Linked DNA regions of Homo sapiens: region 1 is linked to region 2. A link is an interaction called in ENCODE POLR2A ChIA-PET data of the cell type or tissue named here. Cell type or tissue: OCI-LY7. All regions are shown on one strand. Links, peaks and the distances in the headings refer to the core of each region. The heading gives the core; the rest is flanking DNA.

The links. Peaks named below come from ENCODE experiments on the same cell type or tissue, not always from the same donor. Only the 100,000 strongest peaks of a DNase experiment are listed, where the experiment ranks them.
Region 1: POLR2A ChIA-PET joins it to region 2 with 15 read pairs; 4 of 35 experiments call an interaction of 5 or more read pairs at or near these places.

What each region holds. Positions count from the first base shown.
Region 1 is chr3:37,178,619-37,186,869 of GRCh38, forward strand. The region is part of intron 1 of LOC105377642 (a long non-coding RNA gene); the gene reads left to right. Among named protein-coding and RNA genes, the nearest start is that of LRRFIP2, 8.2 kb to the left of the region's middle. In OCI-LY7, for the core only: no CTCF peak of the experiment used is centred there; no DNase peak of the experiment used is centred there.
Region 2 is chr3:37,022,928-37,027,927 of GRCh38, forward strand. MLH1 (mutL homolog 1) reads left to right here. Exons shown (of 19, transcript NM_000249.4): 12 at 2,710-3,080. Among named protein-coding and RNA genes, the nearest start is that of MLH1, 32 kb to the left of the region's middle. In OCI-LY7, for the core only: a CTCF peak has its summit at 1,382; a DNase peak (open chromatin) is centred at 2,264; H3K4me3 peaks cover 360 bases; H3K27ac peaks cover 904 bases.

The sequences.
Region 1 (8,251 bases), core at 1,551-6,550, 160 kb after region 2:
CCTTGTCTCTACAGAAAATTAGCTGGGCATGGTGGCATGTGCCTGTTAGTCTCAGCTACTTGGGAGACCCAGGTGGGAGGATTGCTTGGGCCCAGGAGGTCAAGGCTGCAGTAAGATGTGATCGTACCACTGTCCTCCAGCCTGCATGACAGAGCAGGACCCTGTCTCCAAAAAAAAAAGTGTGTCTGTGTGTGTGTTAGAAACATTTTTCTAATTTTATTTAACTCCTTACAAGCCTATGGAAACCTGGCAATGTAATTGTCTTTTACTGTGTATATTTGTTTTAAGTTCTCCTTCTAAGAATTCCTATCTAGATTTATTTTTTCATGTTGTTATTTTTTTCTTTTTTACTTTTTATTTGGATATAATTATTAAAAAGTTGCAAAAATAGTATAGCGGGCATGTGTAGTATTTGCCCAGTTTACCCTATTGATATCTTACATATCTATAATACCTTATTAAAACCAGGAAATTGACATACTACAGTCTTTAGGTTTTTAATTTATTTTTATGTTTCATATCAAAAAGTTTCCATTTTGCAGTAATTCATTTTTATTATATTTGACTTGGCCCTTCCTCTCCTAAATTAGCAAATGTTAATAAGCTTGTCCTAGTGCTCATCTTGAATTACAAGTTTATTTTTAAAATTATCTGGGTCAACACAATTGAAAGTGATTTATTTGTAAGGTGGTTGCTTTCTCTGGTCATACTGTTCCATGTCATCCTGCCCTAATAAACCTGCAACATTATACAACTTGTGTGTGTATATTTTAACACATCTTCTGACCACTGCAGTTTTTTCACAGATTGTTATCAAAGGAAAACAGAGGAATACAAGACTCGTCATTTGACTGGATTTTTTAAAAAAGTTTCTAAACATCTAACTGTCAAAACAAGAATACTGGGTGGGCATGGTGGCTAACGCCTTGTAATCCAGCACTTTGAGGGGCCAAGGTGGGCAGATACCTTGAGCAAGAGTTCTAGACCAACCTGGGCAACATGGTGAAATCCTGTCTCTACAAAAAAAAAAAAATATAGCTGGTTGTGGTGGTCCACACCTGTAGTCCCAGCTACTCCAGAGGCTGAGGTGGGTGGAGCACTTGAGTCCTGGAGGTCAAAGCTGCAGTGAGCCATGACTACACCACTGCAAGCCAGCCTGGGTGACAGAGCAAGATCCTACCTCAAAAAAAAAAAAAAAAAAAAAAAAAAAGAATGCTGTGGTTTGTTGGTTAGTGTGCAAAATCTCACTTATGGCTAATTCTGGTTCTACATGGATTCTCCTACCCAGGGCACTCACCCTTTACTCCACCAGAGAATAAACAGGGAAAAAATGAAGGCTAAATTACTTTGTTCAATCTTAGTCTTGAGGAAAGGTTGATGAAAGGGGAAAATTTGGGACTTTGTGTAGGTATCAATTATGTTATGAGCACCTAATCACTGATTATCAAGTGACGGTTTTTCTGCATTATGTACTTACTATAAATGAGTAAAAAACATCCTTCATATTATAGCTTATTTAACAAACTATTATTTATCTGCTGTGTATCAGCAGATAAATCAAGCACCCAATTAGGTACTTGACACAGGGACAAAACAATCTCTGCTCTTAAGGAGCTAGAATTCCAGAGTTTCTGTTGATATATATTTTTTTAATGTTAAGCTCTCACTATGTGCTAGATAATTTGCAAATGCTAGACATCCGACGGGAAGCAAAAACAAAAATGTTTCTTTTTCTTATGAAACTGGTAAGTTAGACAATCTCACAAAAGTACCTTTAAAATCTAACAGGTATTACAAAGGGTAGGTATGTGCTGCCATGAGGGCATAAAAGCATTGGGACTTGACCTAACCTGAGGTATCAGAAATGCCTTCTCCTGGGAATAGATGTTTCAAGCCGAGATTTAAAAGTGCCTCAGAGTATAAACTACATGCAGAGGTGGGGGAAAGCAAGAAAGCACAAATAGACCTCATGATAGAAGCAACAGAGTCCCAGGGACTGAAATGAGAGAATGTGAGATGAGTCTGGAGAGTTAAGGGTCCACCATTCAGGGTCTTAGAGGCTGTGGTAAAGATTCTAATCTTTGTTCCGAAATCTGCAAACCAATCGAGTTTTTAGTGAGAGCAACATGATCAGATTTGTATTTTCAAAAGACCACTCTGACTTCAATGTTAAGAATTCATTCATGCATAGTGTCATGCACCTGTGGTCCCAGCTACTCGGGAGGCTGAGGCACAAGAATCGCTTGAACCGGGGAGGCGTAGGCTGCAGTGAGTCGAGATCATGGCACTGCACTCCAGCCTGGGCCACAGAGTAAGACTTTGCTTCAAAAAAGAAAAATTTTTTAAAAAGAATTCATTTTTGGCCAGGTGTGGTAGCTCACAACTGTAAGCCCAGCACTTTGGGAGGCCAAGGTGAGAGGATTGCTTGCGCCCAGGAGTTTGAGACCAGCCTAAGCAATATAGTGGGACCCCATCTCTACAAAATATAAAAAAATGAAAACATTAGCCAAGTGTGGTGGTGCGCACCTGTAGTCTCAGCTACTCATTCTTTAAATAAATGCATCCTGAAGGCCTGCTATAGACCAAATCCTACTCTGCACACAGAGCACACGGCAGTGGACAACAGACAAATTCCCTATCTGTGAGGATCTTACATACAATATACAAATCATAAATAAGATAATAGTGCTGTAAGAATATTGGAACAGGGTGAGAATGAAAGGGTAGGGTGGAGTTGCTATTTTATAAGCTTGAATCCTATGAAATTACTGATTTTTAAAAATAATTTTTGACCTGAGAATGACATTACACCTTAGGTTTGAATGGTTCAATCCAGTTGTGTGACATTAGGGTCATATGGTTCAACTTAATACTTGGAAGAGTCAGAACTAATGAGGTGATCGAAAGAAAGAGAAGCAAGCCATGTAAATACCTGGGAGAAGAGCATTTGAAGCAAAGGAACAGCAAGTGCAAAGGCCCTAAAACAAAAATGTGCCTGCCATGTTTAAGGAGCAGTAACAAGGCTGAAGAGTAAAGGACAAGTGGGAAGAATGGTAACAGAGGCCAGATCATACTGGTGACCATGGTAACAAATTGGCTTTTCTCCTTTTTTTTTTCCCCCTTAAGACAGGGTCTCACTTTGTCACTCAGGCTGGAGTGCAATGGCGTGCTCATAGCTCACTGCAGTCCTGAACTTCTGGGCTCAAGTGATCTTCCTGCCTTAGCTTCCTTAGTAACTGGGACTACAGGCATCCAGCACCACGCCCAGCTAAGTTTTTTTTTTTAAGAGATGGTATTTCATTATGTTGCCCAGGCTGGTCTTAAACTCCCGCCCGCAAGTGATCCTCCCACCTCAGCCTCCTAAAGTCTTCCAAAATGCTGGGATTACAGACGTGAGCTATCACGCCCAGCCTGGTTTTTCCTCTTTGAGTAAGCTAAGCCGTGGGAGGGTTTTGAGCAGAGGAACTACACATCTGCCATTATTTAAAGGAGTATTCTGTTAATGGTAGAATATAAGTGGTGGATGCAGAAGTGATTGCTGTAAAATTCTTTCAACTTTGCTGTGTGTTTGAAATTTTTCCTAATAAAATAATAGTTTAAACTGGTTATTGTGAATAGACTTTAGGGGAGCAAAGGTGAGAGCAGGAAGACCAGTTAGGCTATAACAATAATTCAGGTAGCAGTGGAAGTGGTAGGAAGTGGTTGGGAGCAGATGTGGTGTTTGAATTACAAGTCAGTAATTCAGAGGAAATACCAGGTAGGAAATACAAATGTATGAATCCACCTAAAGATTAGGAAAACAAGGACAAATGTCTTGAGAATTAAAAGAAAATGCTCAGAAGTGTACCCTAAAGCCTCTTACTCATGCTTTTGTTCTAGGCTGGTTTTGGTTGTAGATAGTTATCAGTTATTATATACTGCCATTCAGATTATTTATATGTATTACTGTCCACAACTCACTTGTGTTCTAAAGGGTTTTTTTTAATAATGTTCTTGTCTTCCCAAGCAGATTACATGCTTTTTGAGAAAAGATCTATTTTTTTGTATACACCCCGCAATGCCATATTCCTAGAAGGCATTTTCAATGTTCACAGAATAAAAATATTTGAATACAGAGCTTTTCATGTCTTTTGTTTTTATAAAACATCAATTTTCTTATAAATGTTTAATTTAGACACTTCTGAAAATGAAGGTAGAGTTAGAATTTTCAATCTGTTGCAACTTATGCCCATTTCAGGTCAGACAAATAAAGAGAGAGCCTTCTGGGGGGTAAAAAAAAAAAAAAAAAAAGGCCCAGGTTTGTGCCTGTAGTAGTAATGTCAGCTACCTCAGGAAGCTTGAGCCCAGGAGTCCAAGGCTTATATGGCACCACAATTGTGCCTGTGAATAGCCACTGCACTCCAGCCTGGGCAACACAGCAAGATCCTGTTTCTTTTAAAAACAAAACAAAACAAAAAAAACCCCAATCAGCTTTTCTCCATATTGGCTTATACTCAGACTTCATCATGTGGCAACAAGACAGTTCTCAAAAACTTTAGTTCTATATTCACTCCAGTCCAAGTCCAGCAAGAGATCCCTTCCAGTAGCTCCTAGATTCACTGAACCAATTACCTTGCTACAGTAATTTGTTAAAGGATAGAGAGTTACCTTCCCATCCTTTAACAAATTACTGTAGCAAGGAAAACTCTTGTGCTATGATTAGCCAAATTTGAGTCATATGCTTTACCTCTGGTCCACCCAAAGATCATGGACTATAGGAGAGGAGTGGTTCCCGGAAGAACAAAATGGAGTACTGTCACCAAAATATAGAAATGGATACTGATGGTGAAAACACAATGCTTACTACACCAACTAACTCAAAGGCCTATGCATTGTTTCTTCCTTAAGCTTTTGAAAGAAGTTAGTCACTGCCATGGCACTCACTTTGAATCTCTTCCAATTCCACACACAATACTGCATTTTTTCCCCTGAATCATCAGGCAGTCATATATTCAGTTGCCATTGAAAAGTAAATGCATGATTATGAAAGTTAACCAGCTGGAAGGGTCAGTATTTCAGTACATCACTTTTCAGGACACTCCCAACTGGTATTGCAGGTAGTTTCTTGTCCTTAAAATTCTTTCCTGTTGTCAAGCTACCTGAAACGTATTTGTCCTCGATACCCTAGGGGCAGGGTGGCTGATAACTAAGGTGCCTGGGAAACACTTCAGAAGCAAGTGACAATGAATTGGCTTAAGAAGCCAATTCATCTTTTAGATGGATATTTATACTGTAGAATCTTGAAAGGAAAATTTATCTACAGATATGTCTGTTTTCAGTTTCTTTTCCTTTTTGCACTAACAAGTTATTTTCCCCACATGACGTTTAATCTACCTTACAAAACATTTTTAACATTTTAGTTCAAAATTTGCTTCAGAAAATGGATGACTTTGGTGTGAAACGATTGTTGACTCTATTATTCTAGAATTTGGGATGGCGCCTCTAGTTTGCTGCTTCCTTGGACACCAAACATAACATTCTCTGTTCTAGGACGTGCTTCAAGTCGGTCATGAGACTGGCAGAAAATCAAACCAAACTAAATGAATGGTTGTTGAAGTTAATCTCCCATCCTGGAGCTGTGCATGCCATGGAGTAGCCAGCTTTTAACAGGCACAATCCTGATCAAAATCACTGCTCTGTGGTCCTGCTCATCAGAATATTATGGAAACTAGATTTAGGCCTGGTTTCCTTAAAAATAGATGTGATAATGAAATAATCATGTATTATAGCCATTACAATTTCTATTGTAGGAGAAAGTGGATAATGTTTTAACGTAAAACAGTAGGTTACTAAACAATATGTTCTAGATGAACATTTAACATTTTTGTTTTAATTAGCCAGGCATGTGTGATGACCTACGCCTGTAGTCCTAGCTACTCAGGAGGCTGAGACGGCAGGATTTGCTTGAGCCCAGGATTTCAAGGTTACAGTGAGCTTTGATCACATCACTGCACTCCAGCCTGGGTGACAGAGCAAGACCCCGTCTCACAAATAATAATACAAATACAGAAAAAATACTAGAAAACACACCCAAATGTTAAGTTTAAGGAATGGAACTATCAGTTATTTTATTTTATTTTTATTTTCAAAAATACTCAAACGTGAAATATACCACATCTGCGGCCGGGCACGGTGGCTCACGCCTGTAATCCCAGCACTTTCGGAGACTGAGCCGGGCAGATCACCCAAGTTAAGGAGTTTGAGACTAGCCTGGCCAACATGGTGAAACGCCGTTTCTACTAAAAATACAAAATTAGCCAGGCGTAGTGGTGCACGCCGGTAATCCCAGCTACTTGGGAGGCTGAGACAGGAGAATCATTTGAACCAAGGAGGCAGAGGTTGCAGTGAGCCGAGATCGAGCCATTGTACTCCAGCCTGGGCGACAAGAACGAAAGTCTGTCTCCAAAAAAAAAAAAAATTGTCTGTTACTGCTATGGTCTGAATGTTGTGTCCTGCCAAAACTCATATGTTGAACTCCTAACCCCCAAGGTGATGGTATTAGAAGGTGGGGCCTTCCTGAGGTGATTAGGCCATGACAGCAGAGCACTCATGAACAGGATTAGTGCCCTTATAAAACAGGCCTAAGAGACACCCCTCCCTGGTCCATAATGTGATAGTAGAATGAGAAAACAGCTGTCTATGAGGAAGCAGATCCTCACCAGACACTGAATCTGCTGGCACCTTGATCTTGGCCTTCTCAGCCTTCAGAATTTTGAGAAATAAATTTCAGTTGTTTATAAGCCACAAAAGCTATATTTTGTTATAGCAGTCCAAATGGACTAAGACAAATACCAATATGACAGAATCAAAATAAAAAACTAAAAATTAAATCTAGGCTGGGCTGTAATCCTGTAATTCCAATGATTTGGGAGGCCAAAGTGGGAGGATCACTTGAACCCAGGAATTTGAGATCAGCCTGGGCAACATAAGGAGACCTCGTTTTTACAAAAAAATGTTTAAAAATTATGCGCGTATGGTGGCACGTGCCTGTAGTTCTAGCTACCTGGGAGGCTGAGGCAGGAGGATCACTAGAGCTAAGGAATTTGAGATTACAGTAAGCTATGATCGTGTCACTCCAGCCTGAGTGACTAAGCAAGACCCTGTCTCAAAAAAAAAAGTCTAATTATGCTTCTTACTGCTCAAAACCATGGTAGATTTCTCTCTTGTCTTGCATACATTTTATTTTATTTTATTTTATTTTTTTTGAGACGGAGTCGCTCTGTCGCCCAGGCTGGAGTGCAGTGGCGCGATCTCGGCTCGCTGCAACCTCTGCCTCCCGGGTTCACGCCATTCTCCTGCCTCAGCTTCCCGAGTAGCTGGGACTACAGGTGCTTGTCACCACACCTGGCTAATTTTATTTTGTATTTTTAGTAGAGACGGGGTTTCACCATGTTACGCAGGATGGTCTCTATCTCCTGACCTCATGATCCTCCCCCCTCGACCTTCCAAAGTGCTGGGATTACAGGCGTGAGCCACGGCGCCCAGCCTTTGCATACATCATTTATTCTTCCATTTAAAAAAAAAAAAGCATGTACAGGGCTGGGTGTGGTGGCTCACCCCTGTAATCCCAGCACTTTGGGAAGCTGAGGCGGGCAGATCACCTGAGGCCAGGAGTTTGAGACCAGCCTGATCAACAGGCTGTAGTAGAAACCCCGTCTCTACTACAAATACAAAATTAGCCAGGTGTGGTGCATGCCCATAATTCCAGCTACTCGGGAGGCTGAGGCAGGAGAATCGCTTGAACCCAGGAGGCAGAGGTTGCATTGAGCCGAGATTGCGCCATTGCACTCCAGCCTGGGCAACAAGAGCAAAACTCCATCTTAAAAAAAAAACAACAGCATGTACAGATTGTACAGATGCTAGGAGTAAAATAAGTATACAGATACAGATGTGGTTACTGTTCCCCCAGAACTAACTGTCTAGAGGAGATATAACAAGTAAGCTAACAGAAACAATCCAGTATGTCACAGTCAATAACAGGGTTTCATGCATCCTCCATCAAAATACCTAAACCTTCTTTTACACATCAAATGCTGGCTTTGATAGCTAAGCTACCAAGCAAGTGAAACTCACACGCAGTGGTAGTGACTGTCAGTCATTGCTTCAGTTTAAGCAGCATCCCTGTGGTTGTCCACATGGTATGGGAGTGTTCAGTTATTTGAGTAGTGTTCAATTATTGGAATATTTATTTGCTCTTATTTTATGAAAATGC
Region 2 (5,000 bases), core at 1-5,000:
GTTCCTTGCTGCTCCCTGTTTTCATAGGGTTATCAGAATACCTTCTCTCCCTGCCACCAGCAGGTCACACTGGCTCCTGACTTTTTGGCCCATGGAACCACCATCTTTCTGCTTCTTAGATTGTGCCTTGTACTCCACTGATCATGGCCAGTACATCAGAAGCCCTGGTTTGCAGTGAATGCATTTGATATGGAAATCAGGAACCCTGGGGATACCACTCATCATATTTGGTTGCTGTGTTTTTCCTCCAATCTTTCACCATAACAACAATCAACTCAAAAGATTTCTATAACCACTTGTGTGGGGGTTTCTCCCCACACACTAAACAAGCAGTCAGTTCCAGAGTGGACAGCAGCTGGTCTCCTCCAATTTAATTCCAACACTGTCTACTTGGAGATAGCATTAGATCCCACAGGTTGAGGGTGCAGTCCCCTAGACTGCCCCCAGTCTCCTGCTTCAGACACCAGTCACAAGTCCAGGACTCTAGAAGTTCTGACCAGTTTCAAGTTGGGGTTCCCACAACCCCCCACTTTATTTTTGATTAATTTGCTGGAGTGGCTCATAGAACTCAGGGAAACACTTAGTTTTCTGGACTTATTACAAAGATTTAAAAAGATACCAATAAATAGCCAAATAAAGAGATATACAGGGCTAGATCTGGAAGGGTCTGGAGCGCAGGAGCTTCTGTCCCCATCTACTTGGCTCCCAGCAGATGGATGAGTTCTTATTCATTTTCTTGTCAGCTTCGACATGTTCAGCTCTCTGGAAGCCCGCAAACTCTTGTCTTCTTGGGCCTTTTATGGAGACGTCGTTAGGCAGGCATGATTGAAACATGGACAACTGTGTCGAAATATGATTGGACATAAAGGGGTCTAAACTCAGTGAGGCCTGTTTGTTCAGATTCTTCTTGGCCTCTCTGTGGCCATTCTTTCCTCCAGGATATGGGGCAGGACCCCTATGGAATGAGGGTCTTATGACCCACAATCAAATTAGAGTCCTGCCTTGGGCAAGTGAAAGGAAAGCAGGAGAAGGTAAGAGAAATTCTGTTGCCTAAGACCTTCTGAGGCCTAAAGCACCCCAACATTATAACAGAAGACGATAACAGGACTATGGGAGTTATGAGCTGGGAACCTTGGACAAAAATATATACATATTAAATAAATATTAAGTGTATATATATACTTACGTATATTAAGTGTATGTGTGTGTGTGTATATATATATTTTTTTAATTTACTGGTTGGTTTTGGGAAGCAGAAATTACCATAACTACTCTTAAAAATCTTTTAAGTCTCTTTGAAGTTAGAAAAGTCACTGTACCTTTTTGTTTCCATTGGCCCTGTACTTCTTATTATACCCCAGCAGGAGGAGCATAATGTGTTGTTATATCATTCTGGTGATAAGATTCATAAGTGGGTTCAGCTGGTGACAGCCTGATTCCCTCATTGTAAACTTATCCATCAACATGTAGCTTAATCGTTTCACCTTTTGTGATGACCATTACCTGAATCAGTTATTTCATTAGATTGCAAGATTATGCTTTTCTGATTTTATCATTTCTTCTGTATTGACTGTAATTCTTTGGTATAGAAGAACTTTCCCTTGTTAATAGCTATTTGGTTGTCCTGAAGTACAGTTCTTACTAGAAAGTAAGACCAAATGCTGAATTATATCCCTCTAGCTATCAATTTTCGAAGGAATGAATGGTGTCCTAGTAATTTCCAGTGGTGTTTAATTACGTTTTCCCTTCTCTTTCTCCTTCTCTTATTCCCTCCCTCTCCATCTCCTCCCTCCTCACTTTCAGTTTTTTGCTCTTTCAGTATTTTGTCATAGCTGTTAACAGAGCAACATATTTTAATCAATTGTAGTCATTTTTCTTTTTGGTGCTCAAATTATCCCGTCTTAGTCCCATGGAAGCAAGCCCTTGGAGCTAGGGCCCTCTACCTTTTGATGGATTTCCATTTGTCTTGATAATTTCCTTGTTTCTGACAAGACAAGATGTTGCAGGCACATTTTATACTTTCCCAGCCCAAACCCTGGAATAGGCCTTTTCTCCGAGGAGCTCTAGTTCATTTTAGTGGGAAATGGTATTTAGAGACTATAATCTGGGATCTGGGAGTCCTCATTGCTACTGAGTAGTCATTACTTTTAGGCTTTTCCAGTGGTCAGAGCTAGGAAATATGTATATTTAAAAATGGACAGTTGAATGGTTGTTGCCAGGAGCTGGGAGGAAGGGGAAGTGAGAAATTGTTTAATGGGCACAGAGTTTCAGTTTGGGGAAGATGAAAAAGTTCTAGAGATAGCTGGTGGTGATGGTTGCGCAACAATGTAAATGCCACTGAGCTCTCATTTAAAAATGGTTAAAATGGTAAATTTTATATATATTTTACCACAATAAAAAAAAGTCTTCTTCTGGGAGCACCCCCCCAAGACAAAAATATGAAAATTTTACACTGATACTTCCATTTCAAGATAATTTTAAGATTATAAGGATTTTGCTTAATTCTTGAATTTTATACCTGTAAACCTTTTATACTTCAAATTTCGGGCAGAATTGCTTCTATAACAATGATAATTATACCTCATACTAGCTTCTTTCTTAGTACTGCTCCATTTGGGGACCTGTATATCTATACTTCTTATTCTGAGTCTCTCCACTATATATATATATATATATATATATTTTTTTTTTTTTTTTTTTTTAATACAGACTTTGCTACCAGGACTTGCTGGCCCCTCTGGGGAGATGGTTAAATCCACAACAAGTCTGACCTCGTCTTCTACTTCTGGAAGTAGTGATAAGGTCTATGCCCACCAGATGGTTCGTACAGATTCCCGGGAACAGAAGCTTGATGCATTTCTGCAGCCTCTGAGCAAACCCCTGTCCAGTCAGCCCCAGGCCATTGTCACAGAGGATAAGACAGATATTTCTAGTGGCAGGGCTAGGCAGCAAGATGAGGAGATGCTTGAACTCCCAGCCCCTGCTGAAGTGGCTGCCAAAAATCAGAGCTTGGAGGGGGATACAACAAAGGGGACTTCAGAAATGTCAGAGAAGAGAGGACCTACTTCCAGCAACCCCAGGTATGGCCTTTTGGGAAAAGTACAGCCTACCTCCTTTATTCTGTAATAAAACTGCCTTCTAACTTTGGCTTTTCATGAATCACTTGCATCTTCTCTCTGCCTGACTTGCCCTCTGGAATGGTGCTGGAATGGTCCTGTGGCCTTGTCCACTGTCTGCCTTTGACCATAACTTGAAAGTCACCCACCATAGTGTCCTTTGAAATAACTTAAATGTCCACAGTTCCAAGCATGAGTTAAAAACACTTCAGAATGTAGAGTAGTTGTTCAATTGAATAAACACACACACCAGAAAAAAAAGCAAGTTTATCTTTTATTTTTAGTAAAGAATTTTGATAGAGCCTCAACACCAGAAATGGCTAGAGAGAGAAGCCTAACATATCTGGAGGATTATTTTTCATCCTACTTAAAGCTGCTTTCACTTTTTTCAGGAAAAAACACACGTTCTGAATCTAATTTATAAAACTCCCTGGCCGGGTGCTGTGGCTCACACCTATAATCCCAGCACTTTGGGAGGCTGAGGCAGGTGGATCACCTGAAATCAAGAGTTCAAGACCAGCCTGACCAACATGGTGAAACCCCATCTCTACTAAAAATACAAAATTAGCCAGACGTGGTGGCGCATGCCTGTAATCCCCGCTACTCGGGAGGCTGAGACAGGAGAATGACTTGAACCCGGGAGGCGGAGGTTGCAGTGAGCCGAGATCGCGCCATTGCACTCCAGCCTGGGCAACAAGAGCGAAACTCCGTCTCAAAACAAACGAACAAACAAAAACCCCAAAAATCCCTGAAGTACGTGAGCTAGTGGTGAAAGAAAGCTGGAGAAAAGGAGCAGGAATAATAATAATAATAATAATAATAATAAAGATTGTCATTTAATTTTGAGTACTTCCAGTGTACACTTTGCAGGTACTCTAAGACATTACCTCACTGAAATCTCTAAGGTAGATATTCTTTATTTAAAGTGTACTTGTATGAAACCTGGAGCTCAAGGTGAAGGAATTTGCCCAAGGCTGCACTTGCACTATCGTGGCACTAATTAGCCGTGTGAACTGGGACACGTTACTTCAGTTTGCTCATTTCTGAGTCAGCCTAGCAAGATGACTTCTAAGAATTTTTTCCAGCCGGGTACATTGGCCTGTAATCCCAGCACTTCGAGAGGCCAAGGTGGAAGGGTCACTTGAGTCTAGGAGTTACACACAACACACACACACACACACACACACACACTAGCCAGGCATGGTGGCAAATGCCTGTAGTCTCAGCTACTCCGGAGGCTCAGGTGGAAGGATCACTTGAGCCCAGGAGGTTGGGGCTGCAGTGAGCCATGATCACGCCACTGCACTCCAGCCTGGCTGACAGAGTGAGATCCTCTGTCTCAAAAAAAGAAAAAAAAAAAGATTTTTTTCCAGGGAATAATAAAGGAAGCTAATATTTATGGAGCATCTACGGTGTGCCAAATACTTTGCATACGTTATCTCATTTAATGCTCTTATCCCTGCAGGGAAAGTATTAACATTTGTTTATCACTTGCAGAACTAAGTGATATTTACCACAGAGTAGACAAATATTTTCAAGCCCAAAATCAAGTGGTATCACTTTTCTGCTGAGAATGTTTCAGTGGTTTCCTTTGCTCTTGGGATAAAACTTAAATCCCTCACCCTACCCTTGCTCCAACCCTCCACTTTCCTTCTCCCATGTGGTGATTTGGCCATACAGCTCTTGTGGCTGATCTGAACTGACTGAGCTTTTTACCCTTTTGCTCTTGCTGTTCTTACAGCCTGGGAACCCCCTGGTTACCTCTTGGCTTGGTGTGGTGGCTTACATCTGTAATCCCAGCACTCTGGGAGGCCAAGGCGGACGGATCACCTGAGGTTGGGAGTATGAGACCAGCAAGTCACCTCTTGCCAGTGGCCTTTGTCC